2 separate regions of the Homo sapiens genome follow, and region 2 is linked to region 1. A link is a loop called in an ENCODE intact Hi-C map of the cell type or tissue named here. Cell type or tissue: PC-3. All regions are shown on one strand. Each heading gives the region's core, and the rest is flanking DNA. Links, peaks and the distances in the headings are about the cores only. Region 1 overlaps ASB18 (ankyrin repeat and SOCS box containing 18). Region 2 has its middle 22 kb from the start of ASB18.

Evidence for each region. Hi-C counts contacts between places; a loop is a spot of excess contacts. Peaks named below come from ENCODE experiments on the same cell type or tissue, not always from the same donor. Only the 100,000 strongest peaks of a DNase experiment are listed, where the experiment ranks them.
Region 2: it touches region 1 in a loop (4-fold over the local background); 2 of 110 quality-filtered maps call a loop at or near these places.

The regions. Positions count from the first base shown.
Region 1 is chr2:236,219,119-236,231,750 of GRCh38, forward strand. The region is part of intron 3 of ASB18 (ankyrin repeat and SOCS box containing 18); the gene reads right to left. LOC124908000 (a long non-coding RNA gene) reads left to right here. Exons shown (of 2, transcript XR_007088137.1): 2 at 1,789-2,518. Among named protein-coding and RNA genes, the nearest start is that of ASB18, 39 kb to the right of the region's middle. In PC-3, for the core only: no CTCF peak of the experiment used is centred there; no DNase peak of the experiment used is centred there.
Region 2 is chr2:236,280,507-236,293,138 of GRCh38, forward strand. No RefSeq gene overlaps it. Among named protein-coding and RNA genes, the nearest start is that of ASB18, 22 kb to the left of the region's middle. In PC-3, for the core only: no CTCF peak of the experiment used is centred there; DNase peaks (open chromatin) are centred at 6,575 and 6,875; H3K27ac peaks cover 3,740 bases.

The DNA of each region.
Region 1 (12,632 bases), core at 2,292-10,291:
TCCTACCTTGGCCTCTCAAAGTGTTGAGATTACAGGCATGAGCCACCGTGCCCTGCCAAAAAACCTAGAAATTTAGAGGGCAATGTGTGTTTATCTCTGGATGATGGGCATAGTGGGAGCTTGTTTCCTTTTTGCCTGCATGCGTTTTTCAAGTTATCCAAAATAAGTCAAGGTGCAGTTTGATACAAGAACCACAACAGAGGTTATTAATAACAAAACCATCCCCACCTGCTCCAGCAACAGCTCCTGGATCCTAAGAATATCCCTTTGGCTTTCCAGGTTCCCAGAATACGCTTGAAATTTCCATCAATCTGTTTAGGTATAAGCAGCATTTTGGAACGTATGTATGGCAATGCCCATGAGAAGGTGAGGAGAGGAGAGGCCTGGGCTGGCTGGGAGCTACTCAGTGATAACAATCGTGGGGACCTCTCAGACCTGACCCCAGGACCCAGGCCCATCCTTGAAACACTATCATTTCAATCCCTCCTATCAACGTCACCAGTGGAAGAAATGGCCCAGTGGGGAAAGCTTACTGTTTGTCATTTCATTGCCTTCTCTGTATCAATGCCACCAGTGGAAGAAGAAATAGCTCAGTAGGGAAAGCATCCCTGAAGCCTTTGCAGGTCTATGTCTGGGACCCAGCCTTGGCTGAGCCTTTTACTCCAAGGCAAGATTTTGTGAGTGGGTTTCCTGCTGTCCTGATAGAAAGGCAAAAGTCAGAAAGGCCTGGGGTCAGGGTAGAACAGTCACCGTTGGGATCTAAGGGTAGAATTCCCATCTGAGGATGTCAGAACAACTTTGTCTTTATCTTGCAAGGATTAAGGAGACACCATGTTGTCTCAACAGCTTCTGATATGAAGCAACTTGGACAAACACATTAATCTCTGGGTGCCTCATCTCTGTTTTCGATAATGACTGCAATGACAGGTTGTTACAGGGGCCCAGGGTTAACAGCAGAAAGAAAAAGTAACTTGAGCCAAAAGGCAGGAGTTAATAGAGATGAACCCATCAAGGACTGTTGAATCAATGTCATTCCAATTCATGTCTATGGGGTGGGGGGATGTGGGACTTTGGCCACTCCCTGCACACCCTCCCATCCACCCTCCAGCACCTTCCCAAAGCACTGGCTTTTCCTAGTCCCTTCCCAGGGCACAAGGCCTGGAGGCCTCAGCCTGGGCTCTCCCACTGTTTCCTCCTTCCTTTACCCACCTGTCTCACCCACCTGCTCCCACCTGTCTCAGCTGCCTGCCAAGCCTCCATGCTCCCTGCATGCTCTGCCCAGATACCTCTTCTCTCAGCCAGAGCCTGTCCAGGCTTCCACTCTCTCGTCTCCCCTGCCTCCTGATCACCCTCTTTATTCAAAGCCCTGGAAATGCTGCTTCTCTGCCTCCTGGTTCTGAACTGAAAGGTCTTTTGGATTCCCCAGTACTTGGCCTTTTTTTTTTTTTTTAAACAACTATTTATCTTTAGTCCCTGAAACAACTTTGCATTGTAGGTGGAATTTACAGTTGGGGAAATTGAGGCTTAAAAGGCCAGTGACATGCATAAGGCAGGAAGTGGCAAAGCAGAGGTCTCGTTGCTTCATGAGGCTTCCCACTGTCAGTCACACACCCCTCCACTGCCCCTTCCCACTGGTTTTATTTGTTAAGCACCTTCTCTGAGGCAGGTTCTGTTCTAGGCGTTTTCCACAAGTTATGAGTGACCTTTTCATTCATTCAATAAGCAGAGAACATGTGCCATGCTCCTTTCGAGGTAAGGAGAAGTGTTTCTCCTCTTATCACTCCACAGGAATTCCTGGACAGACTCACCGACAGGACACTGAAGGCAGGGCAAGGCGACCCATGGACCTCATTCTACGGGGTGGCACAGTAACCGGTTCTCACCCAGTCCTCCTAGCTACCTGGCACGGTAGATGGCATCCTCCCTCCTTTTTGGTGAGGAGTTCATCTTTGAGGTTTAAGCAGTGGTCTAAAGGGCAGGGCCCGGCAGAGGATGGTGGCCTTGCAGTCAGTGTGTCCTGTTTGGGATATGAACTCCAGCCCCCACTATCCAGTGGTGAATACAAGGACTCCACAACCACCAAAAGATGATGCTGACTGAGCAATGCAACAACAACAACAACAACAACAAACAGCTGCTAAAAATAAGGCTGCATTCAAGACTCAAACGTCACCTTTTGTGTGTGAGTGGGGAAAGGGACATTGCTTCTGAACATTTTGTTAGTAATGTTAAACATCTCATATGGTTTGGTTGTGTCCCCACCCAAATCTCACCTTGAGTTTTACTCCCATAATTCCCATGTGTTGTGGGAGGGACCCGGTGGGAGATAATTGAATCATGGGGGTGGTTTCCTTCATACTGTTCTCTTGGTAGTGAATAAGTCTCATGAGATCTGATGGTTTGATAAGGGGAAACCCCTTTTGCTTGGTTCTCATTCTCTCTCTTGCTGCTGCCTTTCACCTTCCACCTCCCCAGCCACATGGAACAGTAAGTCCAATAAACCTCTTTCTTTTGTAAATTGCCCAGTCTCAGGTATGTCTTTATCAGAAGCGTGAAAACGGACTAATACAGCATCTGTCTCCTTAAGTCACCGGAGTCCTTGGGCAATCCTGAGCTCCCTCTCCTGTTCTCCTTATGTGACTGCTCCTGGAATCCCTTCTGACAGACAGAAGGGGTTGAGCACTACACAGTGTGTTCAGTGGGGGTAATGGGTGTTATGAGCTCGTCTTGTTGAATTACTGTTACTGCTGCTTTTCCTCCTCAGAGATGACACGGAGGCAGATGGGCTAGAGACATGTCCCAGGGGAAGGGTGGCTGCAGCTGAAGGCTGGGTCCCAGGGTGGGTGCTGGGCATGTGCCAGCCTATGGGGGCAAGGTTGCAGGGGAGCCTTGGGAGGAAAACAGAGCCGTGTTTTCTAACGAAGCTGCTGCAGGAAGGTTTCCTCCTGTGGCTCTATGCCCCAGCTGACTCCGATGAAGGACGGGGAAGCCACAGCTCCACGACTTTGATGGAGGAGCGGTTCCACTTTATTTCCCTGGACCTTCTGCTGAGGCTTTCCTTTGGGGATCTTCCATCTACCCCTTTCTGTTCTGCATTTTCTTTTCTCTCCCTCTCTCCCGGGATGCTAAGCTATGAGACTATCAGACATAAATGTTTACAATTGAAATGGCTGATGTGAATAGACAAATCCTTCAGGGTAGGAGGGCGACTGAGAAGAGAAACTGGTTGGCCATTTCTATCATCACGGTTTCCCTTGGAGCAATGGCTGCCAGCCATCTTATGTTTTTCTGAAGTGTGGGATGATTGCAGTGGATGATGATATTTTGGGCAAATTCTCTCCCCATTGTAAATGGAAACTTGGCAAACTGAAAAATGATTTAGTGAACAAGATTTGTACAGTCAGCTCCACTGTGTGCCCCATGATATAGTTTGGATATTTATCACTGCTGAAATCTCATATTGAAATGTAATCCCCAATGCTGGGGGCAGGATGGGGCCTGGTGGGAGGTGGTTGGTTCATGGGGGTAGGTCTCTCACGAATGGTTTAGTACCATCCCCTTGGTGCTTTCCTCACGATAGCGAGTTCATGGGTGATCTGGCTGTTTAAAAGCATGTGGCAGCCAGGTGTGGTGGCTCACGCCTGTAATCCCAACACTTTGGGAGGCCGAGGTATGTGGATCACCTGAGTTCAGGAGTTTGAGACCAGCCTGGCCAACATGGTGAAACCCTATCTCTACTAAAAATACAAAAATTAGATGGGTGTGGTGGCGCACACCTGTAGTCCCAGCTACTTGGGAAGCTGAAGCAGGAGACTCACTTGAGCCCTGGAGGTGGAGGTTGCAGTGAGCTGAGATGGTGCCACAGCACTCCAGCCTGGGTGACAGAGCGAGACTCCGTCTCCAAAAAAAGGTGTGTGACACCCCCCATCCCTGTTCCTGCTTTCACTGTGTGGTGTGCCTGCTTGCTGTTTGCCTTCTGCCATGAGTAAAAAGCTTCCTGAGGCCTCCCCAGAAGCAGATCCCAGCATTATGCTTCCTGTACAGCCTGCAGAACTGTGAGCCAATTAAGCTTTTTTTCTTATAACTTTCACAGTGTCAAGTATTTCTTTATAGCAGTGCAAGAATGGCCTAATACACTTCACATGCCCACTAAGCAGCATTTGACTTTCTAGAAGCTTCATTGGTGTGCCTTCCTCAGTAAGGCATGCATAACATTTCTTTCTCTTTCTCTCATCCCCTGGTCCCAATATACTAGGTGAAGAGGAAGACCCAGTAGCATCAGAGTGAGTGGAAAGAAAAGGAGGAAATGGAAAAGAAAAGACTCTATTAGCTTCTTAGACAGGGATAGGGGTGAGGTGGGGGGAGCTTTAAACTGGATGAGAGAAACATTGTATGCATGTAGGTATGTATGTATATTTTAATACAATAACTTCTGTGAGGTACACACGCAGAAATGCACAGGTCTTAAGAGCACAATTGAATGAATTTCAACAAAGGAATATACCTATGTAACCAATACCTCAATGAAGACATAGAATATTTCCATTTTGCCAGGAATTTCTCCTGTGTTTACCACCAGTCAGTCATAACCCCCGTAGGCAACCACTGTGCTGATTTTTCTCACAGTGGGTTAGTTTTGCATTTTCTAAAATTTTCCACTTTTTTGTATCTGGCTTCTTTTGCTCAGCATCATGCTGTTCACATTCATCCATACTGTTGCCTGCATGGAGTAATTCATTCTTTTTTTAAATTGCTGAGTCATATTCAATTGTATGGATATACCACAATTTTAAGCCATTTTCCCATTGATATTGATGGACATTTGCATGTTTCTATTTTTTGACTATTATAAATAAAGCTTCTATGAACGTTTTTGTATAAGTCTTCCTGGGGACATATGTTCCCATTTTTCTTAGGTAAACACCTAAAAATGGAATTACTGGTAGGTATGTATTTAACTTTGTAAGAAACTGCCAGTTTTCCAAAGAGATATCATTTTACCCACCCAAAACTATGTATGAAAGTTCTAGTTGCTCCCTGATCTTGTCAACATTTGGTGTTGTCAGGTTTTTTTTTTTTTTTTTTTTTTTTTTTTTAGCCATTCTAATGCATGTGAAATGGTGAATATTTATTTGTGGTCTCATTTGCATGTCCTTGATGATTAATGATGTTGAACACCTTTTCATTTGCTTATTGGCCATTTGTATGTTGTTCATAAAGTGTCTGATCGAGGCTTTTGCCCTGAGTGTAAAGTTTTGATTTGGCCTGGACTGGCTTTTGGATATTAAAATGGGACTTGCCAAGTGACCAGAAAGCTGAAGAATGTACCTGGGATGCCATTGAGGGGCAGGGAAGGGGACACACTTGTAACACAGCATGTTTGGAGGGAGGTGGCCAGAGATAAGTGGAGCTACTTCCTGATTACAGACAGTTTTTGGGAAAAAAACTTCAGTTAACAAAGGAGATGCAATCTTTTAGCATTGTTCTCACAACCTTTGGCTTTGGGTCCTGGCTCTACTGGTTTCCGTTCTGTGCAACCTTACTGGCATAACACGGACTCTCTCTGAGCCTTGGTTTTCTAATCTGTGTACCATGCCTTGCAGGCCTGAGAGGCTCAGAGGAAATAAGACATTTGCACATGCTCAGGAATGTGTGACATTCTGCAAATATTAAATCATCTATTGGGTGCCGCCTCTCTCTGACATCTCATTCTTCTCTGAGATCTCATTCTTCTCTGAGATCTCATTCTTCAGTATTCCTCAAGATGCCTTAAAGTCCTATCAAACAAGACCATGTTCTTCTCTCTACTTGAATAACCAATCAGTCACTCACCTGGGATGTGGAAAGAATGTATTGTTTTCTGGATTATGTATCAATGCCTGTGAGCCTGGCATCTCAGGCAGGTGAACTTCCTGTTCTTAGGTGGAGACTGCTGGGTCCCCCCACCCATAAGATAATTAGCTGCTTTTATAGATCCAACTCCAGCTCATGAATCATTTTTAATTTATTTTTTGTTTTTTTAAGACAGAGTCTCACTCTGTCACTCAGGTTGCAGTGCAGTGACATGATCATGACTCACTGTAGCCTCGACTTCCTGGGCTCAAGTGATCCTCCAGACTCAGCCTCCCAAGTAGCTGAGACTACAGTTGTGTGCCACCATGCCTTGCTAATTTTTGCAGAGATGGGGTCTCACTATGTTGCCCAGGCTGGTCTCAAACTCCTGGGCTCAAGCGATCCTCTAGCCTTGGCCTCCTAAAATGATGGGATTACAGGCAGGAGCCACTGTGCCCACATGATTTATTTTTCATTCAGTTGAATTAACACACCTGGGACAAAAAAGTAAACTTGCATGCTTTTCATTAATAAATTCCGTGAGGAAAGCAAGTCATTCTCACTTTTGTTTAAATCGAGACAGCTATAGACAAGAAAAAGAATAGGGCGTCAACACATTCTTTTCTTATTTTAATTATCTCGAATAAAAAGGGTCAAGGAGAGGAATCTGATAACAAATAGGGCGAGGCTGGCATGCAGGCTGCTAATGTGAACACAGTTACTTTACTGTAACTTTTCTTTTTGGGAAAATCTCTTCAAAAGGCTCCTAGATTAAAGCTCTGATATCCCTTTCAGTGTGTTGAATTCTGAATTCTGAAGCTTGCTGGTTGGAAGGAAGCACAGGTAATTTTTTTTTTTTAATCCCAGGAACTCAGAGACTCAAAGGTTTTAAAGTCCTGTGCCCATGGCGAATTGCCAACTAAAAGGGGATGGAGCAGAACGGGGTCCCTAGGTGTGGAGACCATTGTCATCAAGAGTCAGAAAATGGAATGGCTCTGTATGTAGGTCAGCGACCCCCTCTCTACTGTGAGGTAAAAAAATTAAGGATGACCTAAAATCTACTGTGTTTAAAAAGATTGCAGAGAAAGTAGCTCTTTCTTGTCAAAGTGATAATGTTTATACTACCTGAAGCCAGACCTCCTCAGAGTATGACTTTAGGGGGACTCTTTAGAGCTGAAAAGCCATGGTCAAAACCTCAGGCCCTTTCGACATCTATTAACTTTTTATCCTTCAAGGTAGTTGGCTGTGTTATTGTAGAGGTGTTCAATGGGACCTGCCAGCATATTCCATTATCATCATTGATATTGAAGGGATTCTAAGTCAGCTGTTACAGAGTTCTGCCTGAAATGCTGGTTGATTCATCACTTATCTTAAACTTTCCCCCAATAATCTGGATTTAAATAAGTCAAGAGTGTCAAATTAAACAGCCAAAGGGAAAGACTCCCATAGAGCGACACAGAGAAGAGAAAATGAAACAAGAAAGAAGAAAGAGGAGGAAGAAGAGGAAGACAGAAGAAGAGAGATTTTTTAAATCCCCACTTTAATAAAAAGACATTTAAAAAGTCCTTATTAAACAATGGCCTGGGCCTGTATGATTTTTGTAAAACCAACGGAAGCCAGGATATTAGATTCTATTGTTCAGTGTGTAAGCTGAGTAGCTCTGGTGGTCTGCATATGGCCTCAGCTCCTTATGGTGTCCAAATGTAAGCTTGTTGGCGTCTCTTCAGCAGTGTTGCAATGATTCACAGCATTTTGTGTTTATTTTGTGCTATGATTGGGTGCTGCATTCTGATTTCTTAGTAAGAAGCAATATTTTTCTGATCCTTTAAAGTGGGAGAGGAGTTGGGGCCCAAGGTATGAAGCAGACTTGATTTTTAAAAACCTTTTTATTTTTAAATTATTTTAGATTTTCAGAGGAGTTGCAAAGATAGCATAGAGAGTTTCTGAATACGCTTCACCCAGCTTCCCCTAAAGTTAATATCTAATATTATTATGGTATATTTGTCAAAACTAAGAAATTAACAATGGTACAAGACTATTAACCAAACTGTTGACTTTATTTGGATTTTACCATGTTTCCCACAAATGTTCATGTTCAGTTTTAGGATCTAATACAGGATACCATGTTGCATTTAAAGAACTTAATTTTGAACAAGAGAATAATAAATATAGCCATGCATTTTGGCAAGGCGGGGAGGGAGGAATGGTGAATACCCTGACTTGGAATATCATCAAATGGGTTATATTTTCCATAGGAACATGTTATAATGGGGAGTTATGTTCTTGACTAGAGACATTATAGCAAATAAATCATAAATGACCAATAACTATGGAGATAAAGGAAAGAAACATCAAGCCCCCAAATGAATTTGAAATAGTAAAATATAGTTTCAATTCCTATAAAAGAAATACAGTGATTAGACATGAGGCCCCAACAATTGCAGTCAGCACCTGCTCCTTACTATATGCTAGGTGCTCTTCTAAGCAAATTAGCTATAGTAATTCATTTAATTCTCATAACCATCCTATGTAGTAGGCTCAATTATCAACCCTATTTTACAAGTGAGAACACAGAGACATAGAAAAATAACTTGTCCAATGTTGCACAGCTAGTAAGTGTTGGAATTAGAATTCAACCTGGGCCTCAAATGTGGTAAAATATCTATGTGTAGATATAAAATTGTATAGTATGAAAATGTGATCAAACTTGAATGCAATCAATACACAATTGAATAATTTTGCCTCTTTTCTTAGTATGTAGAAAGACTTTTGCAATTGATTTGGTTGGCTTATGTCCTTTAATGAAGCTGATGCTTCTTTCTGTCTTAGAAACTTTCTGGTAGAAATCCACTGGCATCCCATTCTTAACCTCCATGCATACAATATATCTGACATATTCTGGTCCAATGTTTGACACATTGCCATAGCATTACCTTCCTCTTCCCTGAAACTGCAAGCATTTTGAGGGCAGGGACTATGTCTAATGCAGCCCAGCCTCAGCCCCTTACAGGGTTCAATAACTGGTGATTGAATGCTTGCAGGAATGGAGTCAATATTGGTTGACCTTGGAGCTGTGTGTTTCAAAATAAATGGAATTTCTATAATTTTTTCACAAGATGATACCTTTTTACATCCCAGCAAATCATCTATCAGATGAGTCAAGAACAAAAATTGGAAGTGAATGCAAGGTAGAAATTAATCCATGTCTAAAGAATAGTTGGAAAGAAAGCCTCCTGGTGGAAAGTGGAGAATGCTTGTAGCCAAGGATGGAAATGTGTCACAAGGTTGGAACTTACTCCCCAATATGATTGGCAGTATTGGATTTCTCAACCTCCCAAAGGGCCTCTGGGCTCTCAGGCTGAGGGTTCTATGAAGGGGACCCCAGCAGAGCCTGGTGAGCTGAGTGGAGGAGACGGCACTGGAAGTCTAGGGATGCCAGGACAGCTGGAGTTTGTAGGGTAGGGTGCTGGAGAGGAGAAAGCTTCACACAGAAAGAACTTTGCAGAGGGCCCCCTTGATTATTCAGCTCAATACCAATTAGTGTGTGGGCATGAGGAAACTACCTAAGCTGTGGAAAGAGCCACCTGAAAGGAAGGATTAGAACCGACTGAAATATGTCAAATATTTTGTGTGCATAGAGGTTGAGAGTGTGGGCTGGTGGATTTCTACCAGAAAGTTTCTAGGACAGAAACGGTGCAGTGCTCATCACATGCACAGGTTCAGGAATAGTGGCTGGTTTCAGCAACCAAAGTGTGAAACCTTATAAATAATTAGGTATGGAGAGAGTACCAAAAAGAGTTGTCTCAGTAGCAGAAAAAAAAATTAACCTTAGACTAACCACCGATTGACTTCTGATTAATAAAGCTTAAAGGCAAGACCCAAAAGGATCAAACTATTTCCAAGTAACTTTACATTCCAGAGCAGAGATCAAGAATATTGACAGGAATACAAAAATATCAAACACCCAATGAAATGTAGAGAAAAAACCAAAAAATCAAAAGTGACCCAGAGGCTGGGAGCAGTGGCTTATGCCTGTAATCCCAGCACTTTGGGAGGCTGAGGCAGGAGAATCATTTGAAACTAGGAGTTTGAGACCATCCTGGGCAGCAAAACAAGACCCCAACTCTACAATAAATAAATAAATGACACAGAAATGACATAGGTGATAGAATTAGTAGGCAGGGCCATTAAAACACTTGTTATAACTATATTCCACCTGTTTGAGAAGCTAGAGGAAAGACTGACCATGTTAAGTAAAATACAGAAATATAAGTCCTAAGATTGGAATTCTGAAATTGAAACTACAATGTTGGAGATAAAAATATAGTGGATAAGGTTCATGGCAGATCAGGTATTTCAGAAGAGAAGATCAATCAATCAATCAGAGAGAGAGGCTGAGCAAAATGAACAGAGCATCAGTGAACTGTGGAACAATCTTAAGTGGCATAGTATATGTATAATTGGAGTCCCTGAAGGAGAGTACTGGTTGTATAGAAAAAAAATGTGAAGAAATAATTGCCAAAATATTTCCAAATTGGATGAAAAGCATATAAACCCACAGATCCAAGATACTCAATGAATCCCAAGCATAAGAAACATAAAGAAAACTTGCCTGGCATGGTGGCTCACACCTCTAATCCCAGCACTTTGAGAGGCCAAGGTGGGCAGATCACCTGAGGTCAGGGGTTCAAGACTAACCTGGCCAACATGGTGAAATCCTGGCTCTACTAAACATACAAAAATTAGCTGGTGTGGTGGCATGCACCTGTAATCCCAGCTATCTGGGAGGCTGAGGCAGGAGAATCATGTGAATCCGGGAAGCAGAGGTTGCAGTGAGCTGAGATCATGCCACTGCACTCCAGCCTGGGCAACAGAGTGAGACACCATTTAATAATAATAATAAAAAGAAACATAAAACTACATCAAAGCACCTCATAACCAAATTGCTTAAAACCAGTGATTAGAGAAAATCTTAAAGCCAGATAAAAGGATATTTATTAGCTATAAAAGAACAAAGATAAAACTAGGAGTTTGAGACCACCCTGGGCAGCAAAACAAGACCTCAACTCTACAATAAATAAATAAGTGACACAGAAATGACACAGGTGATAGAATTAGTAGGCAGGGCCATTAAAACAGTTGTTATAACTATATTCCACCTGTTTGAGAAGATAAAAAGGGGATAGTAGATTTCTCATTTTAAAAAATTTAAGTTAGAAGACAGTAGAGTTATGGGTCTAAAGTGCAGAAAAAATAAGAAGAAAATAAAAAACCAAACTGTCAGCTCATAATGCTCTACCCAGCAAAAATACCTTTCAAATACTCAGGTGAAATAAAGACTTTTTCAAACATACAAATACTGAAAGGACCCATTACCATTAGACATACAGTGCAAGAAATGTTAAAGAAAGCACTTCAAGCAGAAGGAAAATGATACTAGATGGAATCTTGGAGCTACACAAATAAATGAAGGGAAGTGGAAATGGTAACTATATGAGTAAACATAAACACTTGTTTCTTATTACTTCAATATATTTAAAAGAAAATCCTCTGTTTAAACAAAAATAATAGCAATGTATTGCAGGACTTTTGTATAGAAGTAAAATGTATATTACCAATAATAGCACAAAGGCCAGGAGGAGAGAAATGGAAGTATACTGCCATACAGTTTTTATACTACACATGAAGTAGAATAGTATTACCTGAGGGTAGAGTGTGATAAAATAAAGATGTATACTATAAACCAGAAAGAAATCACTTAACACAACAAAAAGTTATATCTAGTAAGCCAAAAAAGGAGATAAAATGAAATCATTAAAAATGTTCAGAATAAAAGGTAGAAAAGAAGATAAAGAGAACAAATAATAGATGAACCAAATAGAAAAGAAATAGACATTTGTTTTGAACCTAACCATATCAAAATTACATTAAATGTGAATGATCTACACCCAGTTAAAAAACAGAGACTGTCAGATTGGATTAAAAAAAGCAAGACTCAATTATAATCTGCCTACAAGAAGCCCACTTAAAAAATAAAGACTCAGGTAAGTTAAAAAATGAAAGGATGGTATGGTAGGCAGTATCTAGCATGGTCCCCCACTGAAGTCTATCTTCTGGTGTCCATGCTCTTCTCTCCTCTCCTTGAGCGTGGGCAGAACCTTTGATTTGCCGCTAACCAATGGACTATTGCAAAGGTGACAGGAGGTTGTTTTGGTGAATAAATTACAGAAGATTGTAAATTCCATCTTGCAAGCAGATTGTCTCTATTGTCTTCTCAGCTTGCATACTTTGATGAAACAAGTTTCATGTTAGAGAGGTCCACATGACAAGTGCTATGGTTTAAATGTTTGTGTCCCTCCAAAATTCATGTTGAAACTTAATTCCCAATGTAATAGTATTAAGAGGTGGGTCATTAGGAAGTGATTAGGCCCTCATAGATGGGATTAGTGCCCTTATAAAAGGGCTTGAGGGATTAAATTTGCCTCTTCCATTTTTTCTGCTCCTCTGCCATGTGACAATGCAGCAACACAATGCCATCTTGGAAGCAACACAATGCCATCTTGGAAGCAGAGAACATGCCCTCACCAGACAATGAATCTGCTGGCAACTTGATCTTGGACTTCCCAGCCTCCAGGACTGTGAGAAATACATTTTTATTATCATCACCCCTGGCTAAGCGTTCTCGCTATGTTGCTCAGGCTGGTCTCAAACTCCTGGCCTCAAGCAATCCTCCAACCTTGGCCTCCCAAAGTGCTGGGATTACTGGTGTGATCCACTGCACCTGGCCTAGACCAAAGAAT
Region 2 (12,632 bases), core at 2,135-10,134, 61 kb after region 1:
AACCCGGGAGGCTGAGCTTGCAGTGAACCGAGATCGTGCCATTGCACTCCAGCCTGGGCAACAGAGCGAGACTCCATCTCAAAAAAAAAAAAAAAAAAAAAAAGAAAAAAAAAAAAGAAATAGTGAAAAGGTAGAAAGCCAAAGTCTATCAATTTTGTTGAGGAAATTAAAAATATTGTCAAATAAATATTTAGAAAAAGACAAAATAAAACACAACAAACATAATAGCCATCAGGAACAACAGCAAACAAAGCCAGAGTAACATCAATTACAAATATAATTGCAAAAATTGTATATAAAAAAACTAGAACATCTAGAGAAAATGGATAAATTCCTGGAAGCATACAACTCTCCTAGATTAAATCAGGAAGAAACAGAAAACCTGAACAGACCAATAACAAGCAGCAAGATTGAATCAGTAATCAAAAAAACTTGCCAACAACAAAACAATCCAGGACCAGATGGATTCACAGCTGAATTCTAGAGACAATCAAAGAAAAATTGGTATTCTCCTGAATCCATTGAAATCCTTCTGAAACTATTCCAAAAGATAGAGAGAGGGAATCCTCCCTAAATCATTCTGTGAAGCCAGTATCACCCTAATACCAAAACCAGTAAAGCACATAACAAAAAAAGAAAACTACAGACCAATATCCTCAATGAACATAGATGTGAAACTCCTCAACAAAATACTGGCTAACCAAATACAGTAGCACGTCAAAAAGACAATACATCATGATTGAGTGGGTTTTATACTGGGGATGTAGGGATGGTTTAACATACACAAGTCAATAAATGTGATATATCACATAAATAGAATAAAAAAACATATGATTATTTCAATAGATGCAGAAAAAGCATTTGACAAAATCCAGCATCACTTTATGATAAAAACCCTAAAAAAATAGACATAGAAGGGATTTACCTCAAAGTAATAAAAGCCATTCATGACAAACTGACAGCCAACATCATACTGAACAGGGAAAAGTTGAAAGCATTCCCCATGAGAATTGGAACAAGACACGGATGCCCACTTTCACCACTTCTATTCAACAGAGTACTGGGAGTACCAGCCAGAGCAATCAGACAAGAGAAAGAAATAAAGGGTATCACAATTGGGAAAGAGGAAGTGAAACTGTCACTGTTTACTGATGATATGATCATATACCTAGAAAACCCTAAAGACTCATCCTAAAAGTTCCTAGATCTGATAAACAAATTCAGTAAAGTCGCAGGTTACAAAATCAATGTACCCAAATCAGTAGTACTGCTATACACGAATAACAGCCAAGCTGAGAATCAAATCAAGAGCCCAATCTTTTTTACAATAACTGCAAAAAAAAAAATCTAGGAGTATACTTAACCAAGAAGGTAAAAGATCTCTGCAAGAAAAACTACAAAACACTGCTGAAAGAAATAGATGACACAAATAAATAGAAACATATCCCAGGCTCATGAATGGAGAAATGACCATACTTCCCAAAGCAATTTACAAATTCAGTGCAATTCCCACAAAAATGCCATCATCATTTTTCACAGAACTAGAAAAAACAATCCTAAAATTCACATGGAACCAAAAAAAGAGCCTGCATAGCCAAAGCAATACTAAGCAAAAAGGAAAAATCTGGTGGCATCACATTACCCAACTTATACTACAAAGCTATAGTTACCAAAACAACATGGCACTGGTATAAAAATAGGAATGTAGACCAATGGAACAGAATAGAGAACCTTGAAATAAAGCCAAATACTTAACAGCTAACTGATCTTCAACAAAACATGCAAAACATAAATTGGGGAAAGGACACACTATTCAATAAATAGTGCTGGGAAAACTGGCAAATCATGTGCAGAAGAATGAAACTGGACCTCCATCTCTTACCTTATACAAAAGTCAACTCAAGATGGATCAAAGACTTAAATCTAAGACCTAAAACCATAAAAATTCTAGAGGATAACATCGGGAAAACTCTTCTGGATATTGGCTTAGGCAAAGAATTCATGACTAAGACCCCAAAAGCAAATGCCACAAAACTAAAAATAAATAAATGGGACCTAATTTAACTAAAAAATGTCTGCATAGCAAAAGAAATAATCAGCAGAGTAAACAGACAACTCACAGAGTGGGAAAAAGTAGTCACAAACTATGCATCTGACAAAGGGCTAGTATCCAGAATCTACAAGGAAATCAAATTAGCAATAAAAAAGCAAATAATCCTATCAAAAAGTGGGCAAAGTTCATGAATAGACATTTCTCAAAAGAAGATATACAAATGACCAACAAACATGACAAAATGCTTAACATCACTAATCATCAGGGAAATGCAAAATAAAACTATAATGAGATTCAACCTTACTCCAGCAAGAATGGCCATAATTAAAAAGTCAAAAAACGATAGATGTTGGCATGAATGTGGTGAAAAGGAAACACTTTTACACTGTTGGTGGGGATGTACATTAGTACAACCATGATGGAAAATAGCATGGAGTTTCCTTAAAAAACTAGAAGTAGAACTGCCATTTGATCCAGCAGTCCCACTCCTGGATATCTACTCAAAGAAAAAGAAGTCATTATATGAAAAAGAAACATGCACTGAATGTTTTATAGCAGCACAATTCACAGCTGCAAAGATATGGAACTAACCTGAGTGCCCATTGATCCACAAGTATATAAAGAAAATGTAGTATATATACACCATGGAATACTACTAAGCCATAAAAAGCAATGAAATAATGAATAATGTCTTTTGTAGCAACTTGGATGGAGCTGGAAGCCATTATTATTACTATTATTATATTTTTGAGGCAGAGTTTCACTCTATTGCCCAGGCTGGAGTGCAGTGTTGTGATCTCGGATCACTGCAACCTTCACCTCCCAGGTTCAAGGGATTCTCGTGCCTCAGCCTCCGAAGTAGCTGGGATTACATGTGCCACCACACCCAGCTAATTTTTGTATTTTTAGTAGAGACAGGGGTTTCACCATGTTGGCCAGGCTGGTCTCGAACTCCTGACCTCAAGTGACCCACCTGCCTTGGCCTCCCAAAGTGCTGGGATCACAGGCGTGGGCCACTGCACCTGGCCTGGAAGCCATTATTCTAAGTGAAGTAACTCACGAATGAAAACCCAAATATTGTATGTTCTTAGTTGTAAGTGGGAGCTAAGTTATGCGGATGGAAAGGCATAAAAGTGATATAATGGACTTTGGGTACTCGGGGGGGAATATTGGGGAGGTGAGGTATAAAAGCCTGTATATTGGGTACAGTGTACACTTCAGGTGATGGGTGCACTAAAATCTCAGAATTCACCACTAAAGAGCTTATCCATGTAATCAAAAACTTTGATTACACCTGTACCCCAAAAACTGTTGACATAAAAAGAGATAAAAAATTGTATGTAGAATAGCAACAAATCAAATCCAGGAAAGTGCTCAAAGAATAATACATGTGATCAAATAGTTTATTGTAGGATTGCAAAATTTGTTTAGCTTTAAAAATACTATTAACATATTTTACCATCCTTTGGCATAGTATGAGAAAAAATAAAAAAATATGATAAAATACGATTGTGTCTCAATAGATGATACAATAACATTGAATACCATTAAATATCCATTTCTTATTAAAACTAGTAAGCTAGAATTAAAGGATACTTTCTTACATGGTAGAGATTATCTGTCCAAAGGTAACAACCAACATCATATTTAATGCTGATTTTTACTATGGTCAAGAGCAAAACAAGCAAGCTCACTATCACCACTTCTTCCCTGTCTCAGTGTGAAATCAATTGAGAGGAGTCATCAGACACATGGGTCAAAATGTCAGCTTCATTACTGATAAAGCCAACTGCAGCATGTGGCTTTAGATCTGAAGCCAGAGGAGCTTGCCAGCAGTCCCTGAATTAGACAATATACCACAGTCACTGGCAGCTCTGACTCTCTCCACCCACACCCAGCTAGGACTGGCTCTTTCAGGAAGCAGAGAAAACCAGACAACGCTGCCTTCTCAGATGGCAGATTCAAAGAGAATCTAGAAAAGGCTAAGCCATGCAGGCAAATTCTTTCTCCCAAACAAATGCTCCCAAGAAGAAAAATATGAGAATTAGAGGAAGGTCAGGAGCATCACAGAAATGCAACCTTTACCATGTGGAAGCATGTAGTCAAGGGGACCCCTAACAGTATTCTACACTCTTTGAGAAGTTTTAGCCATTGTGATAGGACAGGAAAAAGAAACAGGAATGATAAATATCTTAAAGGAAAATCAGAATGATTGATCATTATCTGCAAATGTTATAGCTATCTATTTAGAAAATCCAAGCAAATCAATTGAGAAACATTAATTAGAGCTTATAAAAGTGTTTGGTAAGCTAGCCTATTGCTTTCCTTAAATGATAGAATTAATGGCTTTTCTATATACCAGCGAAGTTAGAAAATTGGGCAAGTTGTGGAAGGAGGGATCCTGGGAAAATAAATTCATAACAATGTCCAATAAATACAATAAAAGAATTTTGGAAGAAAATCTGCCTTGCCAAACGACAAAATATGTTATGAAGCTGCAATAATTCTTAAAGTGTGGTAGTGGCAAAAGAATGTTTGCAAGATGAAGAGAAGAATACTAAATTCAGAAACAGAACTAATAAATAGGTTTAGAATATGAAATAGTGGCTGTGATGGTTTGAATGTGTCCCCTCCAAAATTCAAGTGTTCGCAATGTGATGGCTTTAAGAGGTGGGGCCTGTAAGAGTGATTAGGCCGCGAGGGCTCCTTCCTCATGAATGGGATTTAAGGCCCTTATAAAAGAGGCTTCATGCAGTATTTAGCCCTTTTTGTCCTTCCACCTTCTGCTATGTGAGGACACAGCGTTTCTCCCCAACAGAGGATGCAGCATCAAGACGCCATCTTGAACATGGAGACCAGACCCTCAACAATGAATCTGCCAGCCTCTCGATCCTGGACTCTCAGCCTCCAGAACTGTGAGAAACAAAATTATGTTGTTTTTTAACTACCCAGTTGCAGGTGTTGTTTTGTAGCAGCCCGAACAAAAAGAGTGACATTTAAAGTCATGATTCTAGGAAGGATTGTCAACAAATGCAGTTGGCATAACTGAAAAAATACAAGTTAAATCTGTCATCCCATGCACCAAAAGAAATCCCAGATGATTTAAAAATTTAAACAATGAAAATGAAATCATACCACCACTAAAGGAGAATGTAGATACACATTTTTATTTCCTTGGGGTGAAGAAGGGCTTCCTAAACTTCAAGACAAAGGTAGAATATTGAAGATAGATTTGCCCACACAAGCAATTTTAAACTTCCAAATACCAAAAAGCCTTAAAAATTAAGTGGAAAGGGCACCTGTGAGAAATGTGACAGAGGGTCAAAACTTCGCATGTCAAGGGCTTCTTAATATTCAATAAGGACACTTCCACATCTCTGATGGCAAAAGGGACCAATGACAGTTACAGCCAATTCACAAGAAAGAAGTCAAAATGCCAGTAAATTCCTGAAAGTGATGTTTAATCTCACTGATATTCAAAGAAATGCCAACTAAAATATTAAATTGATAAAACTTTGAAAATGTGTGTGTATATGCTGGGAAGCCTGTAGGAAAGGGGCGTTTCTGTACATTTCTGGCGGACGTAAAGTTTCTGCAGGACGGAATGTATGGCATGACATGATTTCATTTTTGGTAAAGTATGTTTAAAATTTGCTTAGAGAAAGATGGAAGATTCCAAATATTAACCATGGTTATTTCTAAATGAGTGTTTACAATTTTTATTTGTGTGTTCTCAGTTTTTTACAACAAAATGGTCTTATTTTTGTAACCATACTGAAAGCTATTTTTTTAAAAATTAAAGAATACAATTATGAGGCTACTTTAGAAAACTTTGAGGAGTGAGTAAAAGATTGGGGACGTCCTAGAAGGTACAAAGTGACAGTGATTAGAAGTGTGGTATGAGTGTGGGAATTAACAGACTAATGGACTAGAAGAGATGGACTAGAAAGAGTCCTCGGTGGATATTAGATCTCAAGACTGTTGGAGCTGAAAAACTGTCATTTGGAAGATTGCAAGCGATTCCCATAGGGGGAATGTTTCCCTGGGAGGGGCCGCTTACTAAACCCCTTTAAATTGGAAACAACCCAAATATCCAACGATGGGGAATTGGCTAAGTAAATGATGGTACATTGATTCATTGGAGTTCTATGTGGCCATACAAATGCTGTGTTGGTAGAATATTTAATGGCATGGAAATTTGTTTACAGTTTATTGTTAAGTGCACGTTTGGTTTCAAAACCAAATGCATATTATGATCCATATTTGTAAAAAATATGTATTTATTTACAGAAAAGAGTTGAAGGATGCCTTTCATTTTTTTCTGTTGACTTATCTGTATTATATTTTTTCTATAATGAGCATCTATTTATTTTATAAGACAGTACACTACAGATGTAATTTATATATAGTTTACATAAAAATGTAAAAAGAGAGGGAATGGTTTTCAGGTCCGTAAGTCTTGACTCTGAGATGACGCAATGAATCAATGCACCCAGGAAGGGTGAGTCAGAAGGGGGTTTGTCAGCAAAAGGCAAGAGGGGCAAATGCTATTGTGGGCCTCCTAAATCCTGTCCATGGGAGAGCCCCCTGGCCTCCAAAGAGTAAAGAGCCACAGGCTAAATCCTCTGTCCTGTGAGGCAGCAGCTTGAGGCCACCTTGACCAGGAGTCATGTGACATCTGCTTCATGTCGCTGGCTCTCTGGTTCTGGCTCTGTGCACATGGCTAACTGCTGGTGGTGTGGGCTTCCCTTGGGCTGTGGAGAATGGATTAATGGGACATTATCTGGGACAGGAGGCCAGCTGAGTCATGCTTCCCTGTAGGGAGATGAGCAATGACTGGAGAGTCTGAAACGACGGTGAGGGAGAGGCATTAAGAGCCACAGGGCTGTGTGCCTGTGGGGTTAAGGGCAGGCGGAAACACCCAGAAGAGGAGAACTGTTCTGAGAGGGGAAATGATGGAACAACTTTGAACTTGTCGCACTTGTAGACCTGCAGGACATATAGATGGAGATTTCTTGGGTGTGGTAAGATGTTCATGTCTGGGAGGATTCTGGACCAGGAGAACAAATACAGGGTCATCAACAGATGATATTCTTGAAGGAGGTCACCCAGGAAACCCAGAGAATGAGAGAGAAAAGCAGCTAAGGACAGAACCCCAGCACTCCAACACCCAGGGGCATGGAGGAGAAGGAGAGCACGCACAGAAGTGTGAGGGGATGACCAGAGAAGTGGGGATCAGCACGGAACCCAGGGCAGAGCGGGATGCTGAGGCCAGGGAGTCATCAGCGGTGTTGAGTGGCACAGAGCAGTGCAGAAGGACAGACGATGAGGTGAAACCATTTTGGTCAAACCCCAGGGGCAGAAGGCAGGCTGCGCCTTGCTGAGAATTGGACCAGAGGGAAGAGAAGACTGAGTGTCCACTGTCACAAGGAGACAGGGTTTGAAGGGAAAAGGATGGACCTGTCATTGTGTGGGACTGCAGAGCTTTGAGAATGCTTGTATCCCAAAAAGTAAAAGTGTACAGAGAGAAACTTCATTATATGGAAGGTACTGCAGCCAGAGGAAGAAAATGATAGAGCCGAAAGGCTGATGATCACAGAGAGTTAGGGGCCCCACCTCCAGCTGAAGCAGGAACACACCCACTGGTTCAGGAGGGAAGAAGGATGGACAGACAGATGTCAGTTTGTCTTGGGAGTCCAGATTAGTGAGAGAGGAAGTTTAGTGGTATCTTTTCTTTTAATAAAATAAGAGTCAGAATCATTTGCTGAGAGAGAGGCAGAGATGGTTGGACACAGAGCTTGCGCAGCAGTAAATGTTAGAAATGGCTGTTGTGGTTAGTGGGAGAGTATATTAGTCTGTTCTCACACTGCTAATAAAGACATACCCAAGCCTGGGTAATTTATAAAGGAAAGAGGTGTAATTGATTCACAACTCTGCAGGGCTGGGGAGGCCTCAGGAAACTTACAATCATAGTGGAAAGGGAAGCAAGCACATCCCTGTTCACATGATGGCAGAAAGGGGAAGTGCTGAGCAAAGAGGGAAAAGCCCCTTATAAAACCATCAGATCTCGTGAGAACTCACTCACTATCATGAGGACAGCATGAGGGTAACAGCCCCTCCCTGATTAAATTACCTCCCACTGGGTCCCTCCCACAACACATGGGGGTTATGGGAACTACAATTCAAAATGAGATTTGGGTGGGGACACAGCCAAACCATATCAGAGAGGTAGCTGATTAGGAGCAAAGGGAAAATGGGTGGGTAGCATGGAGAGACCATGAGTGTTAGTGGCACCTGCAGTAAGGGATGCTTCCTGCTATGAGCCTGTCACATGTCTTATTCTCTGATCTATCACGAAGGGTTAAGGAGAGACATGGTCTATCTTTCAGTTGTCCTCAATCCTGAAGAATTATTCTAGTAAGTCTCTGTGCTAGGCTTGCAGAACAAGGTTCATGGTCTCTAGGGGCATCTAGCCAAAAGAAGTGGGGAGACAAGAACATAAAATAAGGAACTTGATCAGCCTGGGCAATAAGTGGTGGTGGTGGGGAGGCAACTTCTTGCTACAGTAACCAGGGAACTCATGGGCGGGTGGCTTTTGCACTGGAATCCAAGGGATGGGCATAATTTTGGAAGGTAGAATGTTTTCCTGGTTGGAGGGAGGTGGGTGAGCAAAGGGATATGATATGGAAGCACCAACAGGTGTGTAGACCAGGCCAGCAGGAGAGGAGGGCATGGGTGAGATGGGTGAGATGGAAGGGGCTGGGGCAGCAGGGAGGGTCCTGAACACCAGGGATCAACTGTTCATGAGCAACTATATAATTTCTTGGAGAAAGCTTGTGAAATGACCAGGTGCTGTTTTAGGAAGGTGAATCTGGCATAATTTCTAGGAAGGAGAGGAAAGGATAACCTGGGGGTAGAGAGAAGGCTCCTGTGTCACAGATCTCTTAAAGAGTGGCTAATGAGTGGCAAAACAATGAGATTAAACAATCCATGTGATTATGCATTTACACTTCTAATTTTAAATCCAGCACCCTAATTAAGCATAAATTATTTTGCCATTCAAATGTATTCTGGTTCGAAGCTCCCTCTCTGTTGGTGGTGAGAAGGAGGAGGGTGGAGGGGAAGTAACCACAAGTCAACAATCAGAATCATCTGTCGTTTCTACTGAAGAGTTCCGAAGGCCATGCAGCCGTTCCTAGGTTTCTTGCCTTCTAAATGGTAAAGAAAATAGCAAGCTGGCCGCTTGCCATCCTGACCTGGCTGTGCCTTCTTTGAGAGGTGGCCATTGCTGGAGGTGGGTTGTGTCCTTTGGCTGTGACTGATTCTTCATGTAGCCCGCCCAAGTCCCTGCCCTGTGAAGGACGGCTGGAGTAGAGCATGGGAGAGTCCAGTTGCCCCCATGTCTAGAATCAATTAGAAGCCCAGTTATCACCAAGAAGAGCTTCCAGGCACCAAACAAATTTACACAGGATGCCAGACATTCCCTCTGTGACAGCCGAGGAAGGGGATGTCCGAGCCCAGCTGGGCAGGGAAATGCAGCCCATTCCAATCCCCTGTCAGTGGCGCAGATGGCTTGAGGGGAAAGCTGGGTAGGATGGAGGGAGGGAACCCAGGTAGGAGGGGAGGGGATGCTGGTTTCACTCGGATCTGCAGGACCAGCCTGCATGTTTGGGAACCTGTGCTTCTGCAGAGCTGCTGCTCTCCCTCTGGCAGATGAGCTGCGAGCCTCATTTGTCCTGCAGTGGTAATCCCCTTCCCTCACCTGTTCCACCAGTGGGACAAAGCCACTATTGGGGTGGGGGAAATATGTGCTCAGGAGGAAGAGGGGCTCACTCTCCTGGTACCTTCCAGACTGCCTGGGGTTGTAGGGAGTTGGGTCACCCACTGCTGAGGGTAGCGCTCCCTGAGTGGCCCACTACTCCTGAGTTTGGGACCCCTCAAGTGTGGACGTTGGGGCAAAATAGAGAGTTATCAAGTGTGTGCTTAATGTCTTTTCAGTTCCAGACTCTGTAAGAGGGCACAGGATAGAAACATTAAAACCACATAATCCCTCTTGCTGAGGCTTTATAATATGACTGACAGCCAGTCCTAAGTCTAGAGAACATTTTAATGCATGATGTCAAAGGCAAGGATGGTAGACATGATATGTAAGTGATGGAGGAGTTCATAAGAAAAAAAAGATGATTGTGAGTTTGGAATGTATTCTGAGGACTTCGTGGAAGGGGTGACATTGAACCTGCTCGAGAGTGGTGTATGAGGCAGACGGGGGGCTTCCTAGGGAGGCAAAAGCCCGGCAGAAGCAGGGGAAGGGTGAAGAGGGGGCTGAGCACACACTGGTTAATTCAGGAACTCAGTTAGTAATCCCCTGTTCCAGGCACCAGGGTCACAGGAGTGAACAAGAGAAAAGGTCCCCATGCTCCAATGGGCGACAGTGAACAAATAAACACCTTGGAGGCCACAAAGTGCCTTGAAGGAAAATAAAGATGAGGAGCACTAGGGGTGAAGGGTGGCTGCTTTTTGATGTGGCGTGATCTGGACGCCTCCTTGGATAAGGCGACATCTGAGCAAACACCAAGGGAAGAGAGGAAGGAGCCATGCAGATACTGAGGGGTGGGTGGAAGAGTGTTCCAGGACAAGGGGACAGCAGGTGCAAAGACCCCTGGGCAAGGAAAGTGCTAGCTGTGTTTGAGGAACAGCCAGGAGTTTCACTGGGCTGGAGGGCAGTGAGATGAAGGGTGGCTAAGTCACGGAGGGGCTTAAAGGTCATTATGAGGAGGTTGGCTTTTCTGCTGGGGGAGGTGGGAGGCTACTGGAGGTCTGGAGCAGAGGACACTCACCTGCCTTGGTTGCTGAAAGGATCTGAGGGTGGACTACAGGGGGCAGGGGTGGGACCAGGGAGACACTTAGGGAGCTACTGCAACAGTTCAGGTGAGAGTTGGTGGCTTGGACCAGGGCAGTAGCAGTGGATGGCATAAGAGGAATTTGGAAACTGAAAATATTTTAAAGATAGAGGAGTCAGGATTTCCTGATGGATCAGATGTGGATGTGAGAGGAGGAGGAGCCCAGGGTGACTCTAGGCTTTTGGGCTGAGCCACCAGAGCTTGGAGTGTCCATGACTGGGGTGGGGAAGGCTTGGGGGGAAACAGGCATCAGTGGGTAAACCCAGGGCATCAAATTTGGACTTTTAAAGTTGGAGTTCATCATTATATATCCAAGGCAGGGGTTGAGTAGGCAGTTGGAAACACTCCACTATTTTTAGTTTGAGGAAAAGGTCCAGCTGGAAGACAGAAATTTGGGAGCCATCAGCATTTAGATGGCATTTGAGACCTTTTGGTGAGATGATGCTATACAGAGGGTGACTGTGGATAGAGAAGAGACAAAGCCAAGGATGAGGCACCTGGGACAAGAAGACAAGGGGTGACTAGTGAGAAAGAAATAGGGAGGCAGGTTGGCTGCCATGGACACAGCCTTGGGGAGTGCCGGGAAAGAGGAGGTGTGGGCTGACGGAGAGCCATGAGCCACAGTGGGGCATTATCCCTTGATCTGGTTGCATTAGGGTCTTTGCAGCACTTCCTTGCCTGGAAGCTATCCTACTGAACACACTGGTCTACACTAGTTGCCAAATCACCACTGGAAGGGATCACAAAAATGCAGTGAGCAAACTCGGGTTTCCATAGGATGATTTGCACAAAACCAGAGAAAGTACATGGGTCACCTTGCACAAAAGGAAACATTGCAAAGTATTTTTTTTTTTTTTAAACTTTATGGCCAGGCACGGTGGCTCATGCCTGTAATCCCAGCACTTTGGGCGGCTTAAATTAGCTGGGTGTGGTGGGGGCACCTGTAATCCCAGATACTTGGGAGGCTGAGGCAGGAGAGTCGCTTGTACCCAGGGGGCAGAGGTTGCAGTGAGCCTAGATAGCGCCACTGCACTCCAACCTGGGCAACAGAGTGAGACTCCATCTCAAAAAAATAAAAAATAAAAAACCCACAACTTTATTGAGCTATAATTGACATGCAATAAAATTCCCTCATTTAAGTGTAAGGTTAGAGTTTTGACAAATGCATGTTGTCATGTACCCACCGTCACAATTGATATATAGGATGTTTTCATTACCTCAAAAACCCAAGTAGGAATTAAAAAATATTCTTCCCCCACTCTGACCCACTGCTGTGGTCTATTTTTGTGCAATGTGTTGGCATCTTGCTTGGTGCAGTGTAAACATCATAGAACCTGAGGCCAGCCGGCTGCCGAAGACTGAGTGTAGCAGTCAGCATTCGCAAAAATTCTGAATCTAAATAGTGCAGAAATAAAGGACTTATTTTATCATCTAAATCTTAAATGGATTAACTTACTTCCCGAGTAGGAGTCTGGTTCAGGAAACCTCCCTGAATGTAACGTTGAGAGACAGTTTTTATGAAAGGACATGTTTATCCCCATTGGACTAAGTATCTTTCAGACCAATACAGTTAATGGAATCTTGGTTTGAGCTCGGCCACAGATTACTGGCTGCTCCGGTCCTGGGCTCCATTTTGACAGGGCTCAACTCCCTAACCACTAGGAGACACGACATGGAAC